Linked DNA regions of Mus musculus: all the other regions are linked to region 3. The links are chromatin loops, found by intact Hi-C in ENCODE. Cell type or tissue: gastrocnemius. All regions are shown on one strand. Region 1 overlaps Map2k6 (mitogen-activated protein kinase kinase 6). Region 2 overlaps Map2k6 (mitogen-activated protein kinase kinase 6). Region 3 has its middle 27 kb from the start of Gm39445.

Region 1 (2,500 bases), 120 kb before region 3:
TGTGTGTATTACAAAAACCTAAGAAAACAAAAAAAAATTAATTTTCCAAAAGAGCAAAATAGGAGAAACCACATTCCCTATGACATAATAAGATATCGTGAGCCCAGAGAAAGAGCAGAAAAGTCAAGAGAACAGAATAGAAAAAAAAATGCAGAAATAGCCCAATTACTATCAGACAAATGAAAATGGCAATTCAACAGGGAAGGGACAGTTCACAGCCATCTGAACTACATCAACTGGAAATGTGTCAACAAAAACAAACCCAAAACCCTCAGTGCAATAGACAGTGTACAAAACCTGAGCTCCAAATGGACCTTGGGTTTCAAGGTAAAGGTACAGTTTCTAAGCAGGATCACTGAGAATCCTCAGGGCCAGAGGTAACAAGAGTTCTTATGTATCAGAGGCATAATCTGTAGGAAGAATAACAACTAATAAATAATATTCCAGGGCTGGAGAGATGGCTCAGCGGTTAAGAGCACTGACTGCTTTTCCAGAAGTCCTGAGTTCAATTCCCAGCAACCACATGGTGGCTCATGACCATCTGTAATGGAATCGGATGCCCTCTTTTGGTGCGTCTGAAGATAGCTACAGTGTGTGTATATATATATATATATATATATATATATATATATATATATATATATATAATCAAAAATATATAATATTTCATCAAATCAAATTTTTCTGCCCTGTTTAAAAAAAAAAGCCCAATGAAAGAATGAAAAAGATGAATTACATGCTGAAAGAAGTAGTGTCAAATGAGATAACTGGGAAAGTCCTTGTGCGTAGAATACATAAATAACTCAACAGCCAGTCACAGGAAGGCAGGGTAGCTCAGTGGAGAACAATCTCGGCTTTACCAAACCTGGGGTCCTGAGCTCAGTATCTGGGAGCCACTTGGTGGAAAGAGAAAATGGATTCCCTCTGAACTCCACAGGCAAGTACACACACACACACACACACACACACACACACACACGCGACCACTTGTATGGCTAGTGAACTCAAGTAAGTTCTCGCATGTGCGCCAGCATGGCTTCCTTGGTTATGAGAACACTGTAGAGTTGTATAAGTTGTTAACAAGCAGGCAGGCGGGTGTCTATAGACTCAGCCAAGAGTACACTGGAGTCTCATGCTCATTCCTCGGCAACCCCCTCTAACTATAACCATGTCAAAGTGCGATCCCATAAAGTCCTTTACAGATAGCACGAGGAAGAGTCATAGTTTACTGCATGCTCTACAAGCCAGAGAGGAATGCTAAGGAATTAGGGTCACATTTTATTTTTTTCACATTTACAGTTGGAGAGAATGGCAAACTATGCAGACGAAAAATTCCCTTCAGACAAACCCGATATTCACGTAGGAAGAGGAAGAATTTCCTCCTACACATCATCATGAAAGGAATATTCCAACTGAATTCAGTCTATCGGCAACCCTAGAAAGTCTCTCTCTGTTGCTGCATGGCAAGCCAGGGCCTTTCTATCCTGGACAATCTCTCGGTCATTTTCATGAGCACATCCTAACACTAGGGGGTGCTCTTTCTGATACGATGCTTCACAGCTAAGGTCAAACTGCCTTTACCAGGAGGCTTAGTGAATTGAGGTTAAACAGACTCAGGGTTGGGCTCTTCCGTTCTTGCTCTGCCGCTCCAGCGCTTCATGGTTTATGGTCTTGGATTCCCCACTCCTTGGACACAGATGCATTGATTCTTAAGACCTCCAGCTGCATGGGAGATACCCAGCCAACCTCACAGACATGCAAGAGGACCTGAGCTCACTTAGGGCTTTGGGTGACAGCTTCCGCTAATCAAGAGGCATTCCCTTCGTTTGTTCTGTACCTACAGTCAGGACTAAGTGTCAAAATGCCATGAATACCATCAAATACCACCCTCCCATTTCAACTCAATTTTAAGAGTATTATTGCCACACACACATACACACACACACACACACACACACACATAAACACATGGATTTATTTGTTTGTTCGTTGGTATCTAGAGGGGAGTGTTGAGCCAGTCCACACCTGGGGAACTTGCTGGGTATATATATATAGGATCTCAGCTCCCATATGGTATATAGCTCTCACACAGCCAGTAATCTGAGACACTGACTTCAAAGCTGTGGGTCAGTGTAGACTAGAAGTCTGTTTTAGAGCTCAGAAACGTGAGCAAAGAACTTTCCTCTCAAAGGGCTGAATGTATTTTCCAACAGCCATGTGCAAACTGAAGACCTTGCTCACGGGTCCAAAAAAATTGAGCCCCACAGCAAGCTCGTAAAATACAAGTGTTTGGAATGGAACCATCATCCGGCCAACTTACGTGGAACTGGTCTGAGGCTGTTCAAACGCTTCTTTTGGAATCTTAAGGCCCGGGTTTCGCTTCTTGCCTACGGGGAAGGACATAAGGAAAAAGTTAAAGTTCACCTTACCGCAAAAGAGCGAGGGAAGAGACTTCCCAAGCAAAGGGAGAAAGTCAGCAAAGGCTCGGAATACATCTTGC
Region 2 (2,500 bases), 130 kb before region 3:
GTTTTCAATCTCAAACTCAAGTCCCTTCTAAGATAAATGTATTCCTCCAGTTGGCCATTCTGTGATGACCAGAGCTCCCTTGTGTGGATAATTTAAGATCTCCATAGTCTTCTATCCTTAGCAATCAAGCTAACATTCGGGTGTGAGTCAGTGTGTAAAACTGAGTGCAAGTGCCTACTACTTACATGCATTTTCAAATAACACGCCCCTTTGAGATAATTCCGAAAGGCAATATATATGCTATGGTTTGTGTCTCTGTGTCATCCCAAAATGTACATGTTAAAACCATATCCCACAGGGGCTGGCAAGATGGCTCCGCGGCAAGATGACTGCTCTTCCAGAGGTCCTGAGTCCAATTCCCAGCAACCACGTGGTGACTCACAACCATCTGTAATGGGATCCGATGCCCTCTTCTGGTGTGTCTGAAGACAGCTACAGTGTACTCATAAAAATAAAATTAAAAAAAAAAAAAGTATGCCACCTGTGACCATAGCAGGAAGTCTTGTTTCTATTGGATGGCTGTAGATTTGGGGTAGGTTCCTCATGAATGAGGTTAGTATCCTCATAAAAGAAGCCTTAGAGAGGTCCCTGCTCCTTCCACCACTTGAGAACGCAACAGGAACCTCAAATAAGGCAGAGAAGCGGGCCCTCACCACAGACTCCAGCATCCACAACCTGCGTCTTCCAATATCTTGATCTTGGACTTGCCAGAGCAAAAAGAGTCAAAAAAAAAAAAAAAAAAAAAAAAAAACAAAACTGTGTTCTGTAAGGTGTCCAGTTTACAGTATTTTGTTATAGCAACCTCAAAGGATGGTGACAACATTGGGAGCGAGTGAAAATGATTTCTGACATAAAACCTCTAAGAAAATGACACAAGGCAGAATCTTTCTCAAATCCGAGGTTCATTCCAATTCTCCATTATAGGCATGCATTTCTTACTTTCTTGCCTGGTTTTGCAAGCAGGTGCATTTCTCAGACATGCATGGGTAGACGCACACAAGCACGCTACGTGCTGGTACTTACAGCCATGTATGGTTTGCAACCGGCATCGATCGTTTTAGCAACAGAGTCGACCAGGTAGCCACTGATTCCAAAGTCACACATCTTCACCTGGCCCAGTGTGTTAATGAGCACATTAGAAGGCTTGACGTCTGAAGGAGAGAAGAAAGGGTTACTTTTTCGCCACCAGAGGGCTCTCGACTCTCCACTTGCCTTGGCAGGGCTGTCTTTGCCAAGATACCCCACACAAACGTCACCAAAGGCCCTGACTCACGCAGCGCGTTCCTCTCCAGTTGGGCTTTTAATTCTTCACACTTTGTCTGCGTCTTTCAGGACTGTGAATCTCAAAATGGGAAAACCTGTCTCCCCTGCTTATCTTATGTCATTGCTCCCATATGTGGAGTAGGAATTTAAAAAAAAAAAAAAAATTACCAAACTAAAGTGATCTGTGAGGGCTGGAGAGATGGCTCAATGGATGAAAATGAATGTGCATTCAATCCCAGCATTTTTGTATGGAGAAGGGAGAGACAGGAGCTCAGGAGTCAGCTAACGTGATGTAAACAGCAATGACCAACACAGTGCTGTCTCACAGGAGGTAGAAGGCAAAGGCCAACACCTGAGGTTGCCCTTTGACCTCTACAAGGACAAAGTGCCCACAGTCACATAGGGTACAACACACACATTACACACACACACACACACACACACACACACACACACACACACTTTATCACTTTATTGAGAATCCCTATATAGAATTTTTAAAGAATAGATTTTCCTAAACGGCTCTTAGGTCTTCTTAATGTTATTCAAAACATCTATACTAAAGGTGGCTTTTGAGGCTACCGAGATGCCTCAGCCACTAGAGAACCTGCTGTAGTTCTGGAGGTCCCAAGCTCAGACTCCAACATCCACATCAGGCAGTTCACAACAGCCTGTAACTCTAGCTCCAGAAGACCAACGCCCTCTTCTGGCCTCTGTGGGCTCTGCACTAATAGATTAGATTGATGAAGAACTGGATGAATATATGACAGAGCTGAGGGTGGCTGGGCACCTACACACACACACACACACACACACACACACACACAGTGCAAGCATGAGAGACCTGAGTTCAACCCCTAGAGCCCACATTAAAAGCTAGCCCTGGTCATACACCCCACTGACCCAGTTCTGTAGGGAAACTGGGGGTCGCTGGGGATTTCCTGCTGCTTCTGTGTGAGAGCCTGCCTCAAAGAAATGGACAGGGAGTGACAGAGCAAGGACCTGACATCCTTCCCTACACGTGTACATGGTGAGCACACCCACACTCTGTGTGCATGAGAAAGACACACACGCATGCACACATGCATGCACTCACACAAATAAAAATAAATGAAAATTAAGAGCTAACAGGAGAAGAGGAAGGGTAGTAAAGAAGCAAGAGAGACAAAGAGAAAGAGAGAGAGAGAGAGAGAGTCATTTTTTCCCACTTCCTGTAGCCTGGAAAAGCTCTGCTTTA
Region 3 (2,500 bases):
CATCATTCAGATCGGAATGAAGCTGGCTGTTGTAGGTGTCCTAGTTTCTGAGACTGACCACGGATGATCGATAGCATAGTTTATATCATTTGTTTCCCTTACGGGGTGGGGGTGGGAGTGGGGATCCTCCATAGGTCTGGGTTGCTTCTAGATTCAGTCCATGGGATGGATGATGGTAAGGCTTTTATCAGAAAGAAGGGGGCCAGGCTTCTCACTTGGGGGGGTCTTCCTTCTGCTGAAGAAATACTGGGCAGTGTCCTCCTTGCCGACTCCTCCTGGAAGAGCGGAGATGACTCTGTGCACACTCATTGTCATGTGTAGCAGGGGTGTGCCACACGTGGCAGGGCAGGTGTCTTGATGCAGGGCATCTTGACATAATCTCTTATTCTGACTGGAAGGTGGCAAAGCGCTGCTCTAAGGATGTCCCAGGATAGCCCTGGTGTGGCGGCTGAGACCTCTTCCTTTTCTTTTCTTTTCTTTTCTTTTCTTTTCTTTTCTTTTCTTTTCTTTTCTTTTCTTTTCTTTCCTTTCCTTTCCTTTCCTTTCCTTTCCTTTTCTTTTCTTTTCTTTTCTTTTCTTTCCTTTCCTTTCCTTTCCTTTCCTTCTCTTCTCTTCTCTTCTCTTCTCTTCTCTTCTCTTTTTCTTTTTCTTTTTCTTTTTTTCTTTTTTTCTTTTTTTCTTTTTTTGGTTTTTAGAGACAGGGTTTCTCTGTATAGCCCTGGCTGTCCTGGAACTCACTCTGTAGAGCAGGCTGGCCTCAAACTCAGAAATCCGCCTGCCTCTGTCTCTCAAGTGGTGGGATTAAAGGCGTGCGCCACCACTGCCCGGCAAAATATCATTTTTATAAAAATTATTTCAAAATATATGGCTGGAGATATGGCTTAGCAGTTGAAAGCAGTTATATTGTGCTAATGGGTTTGGCTTTTAAAGCTGGGTTTGGTTTTCAATATCCACAAGGAGGTTCACAACTACCTTGAACCCCAGTTTCAGAGGCTCTGGCACCCTCTTCTGGCCTCCATGGGCATTACACACATATATATGTGCTGCACATAAACAGGCAGGTAAAACATAAAGATAAGTAAATAGTTTTTATTGTTGAAACAAATATCTGATGTTGTAAACTGTTTTCCCTTTTCTCTTATTTTGTTTCTTTTTTATAATCTGTTTTCTTATATAGACATGATATGAAATTATAGTCTAGCACACAAAAAGTGACAGAATTGAGTTAGCAGGGAATGTTATATATTTATAGAGGAAATGTGGGCATGTATTTACACAAAACAAATGTTTTCAGATATAGCTATGTGGCTGTCTTGTTATTTGTGGGAATGAAAAAGAAGTCAATCGGTAGATTTCTCTAAAGGTTTTGTATTTGTCATAGGGAATTAATGTATGCACGTATTAGGATAAGCTAGCATTCATTTAATGGAGTATCATATATGTACATATATTTCTATGTCATATGTATAATGCATTAAGCTAAAATGCTGTACTGTAATCTAAAGTGTGTAATATATGTGTGTGTTTTAAAAAGTAGGTTGAGTTAGCCCTTCTGTTATGTTTTAATTTAATTTTCCCTTTAATTTTATATTATGTGTATGAGTGTTTTGCCTGCCTGTATAAGATCTGTGCCTGGTGCCCTCAGAGGCCAAAAGAGAGCATTGGATCTCCTGGGCCAGGAGTTACAGACAGTTGTGAGCCACCAAGTGAGTTCTGGGAATCTTGGTTAAGAGTAACCAGTACTCTTAACTGTGGAGCCATCTTTCTAGCCTGTATTATGTTGGTTTTGTTTGTTTGGCTTGGTTTTTAAGATGTGTTTTTTTTTTTTTTCCGAGACAGGGTTTCTCTGTGTAGCCTGGCTGACCTAGAACTCACTCTGTAGATCAGGCTGGCCTCGAACTCAGAAATCGACCTGCCTCTGCCTCCCAAGTGCTGGGATTGAAGGCGTGCGCCACCACGTCCGGCAAGATGTGTTTTTAATTGTAATTATGTATATACATGGGTGGTGGTGGTAGGGTGAGTGCACACATCAGAAGAGGGCATAAGACCCTCTGAAGTTGGAGTGGTGATCCATCCAACTTAAGCTCGGGAAAGAAAACTCAGGTCTTCTGGCAAACAGTCTGTGCTCTTAACCACTGAGAAATCTCTTCAGCCCTCCCTCTGTCTTAGTCAGGGCTTCTAGTGTTGTGACAAAACACTATGACCAAAAATCAAGTTGGGGAGAAAAATGATTTATTTGGCTTATGCTTCGATATTGCTCTGCATCATTGAAGGAATTAAAACAGGGCAAGAACCTAGAGGCAGGAGCTGATGCAGAGGCCATGGAGAGATCCTGCTTCCTGGCTTGCTCATCACTGCAGCCTACTTTTTTATAGAGCCAAGAACTACCAGCCCAGGGAACCGCACCACAATGGGCTGGGCCCTTCCCCTATCAATCACTAATTAAGAAAAATCCTTCCAGCTGCATCTTATGGCAGTCTTTTTCTCAACTGAGGTTCCC

The links. Hi-C counts contacts between places; a loop is a spot of excess contacts. Peaks named below come from ENCODE experiments on the same cell type or tissue, not always from the same donor. Only the 100,000 strongest peaks of a DNase experiment are listed, where the experiment ranks them.
Region 1: it touches region 3 in a loop (4-fold over the local background); 39 of 42 quality-filtered maps call a loop at or near these places.
Region 2: a loop joins it to region 3, with 7 times the contacts of the local background. A loop is called at or near these places in 39 of 42 quality-filtered maps.

The regions. Positions count from the first base shown.
Region 1 is chr11:110,482,426-110,484,925 of GRCm38, reverse strand. Map2k6 (mitogen-activated protein kinase kinase 6) reads right to left here. Exons shown (of 12, transcript NM_011943.3): 2 at 2,321-2,387. Among named protein-coding and RNA genes, the nearest start is that of Gm39446, 6.9 kb to the right of the region's middle. In gastrocnemius, a CTCF peak has its summit at 1,515 (motif pointing right); a DNase peak (open chromatin) is centred at 1,539; H3K27ac peaks cover 920 bases.
Region 2 is chr11:110,494,990-110,497,489 of GRCm38, reverse strand. Map2k6 (mitogen-activated protein kinase kinase 6) reads right to left here. Exons shown (of 12, transcript NM_011943.3): 8 at 1,024-1,151. Among named protein-coding and RNA genes, the nearest start is that of Gm39446, 19 kb to the right of the region's middle. In gastrocnemius, CTCF peaks have their summits at 1,182 (motif pointing right) and 1,976 (motif pointing left); a DNase peak (open chromatin) is centred at 1,206; H3K27ac peaks cover 751 bases.
Region 3 is chr11:110,363,712-110,366,211 of GRCm38, reverse strand. No RefSeq gene overlaps it. Among named protein-coding and RNA genes, the nearest start is that of Gm39445, 27 kb to the right of the region's middle. In gastrocnemius, a CTCF peak has its summit at 1,008 (motif pointing left); a DNase peak (open chromatin) is centred at 1,005.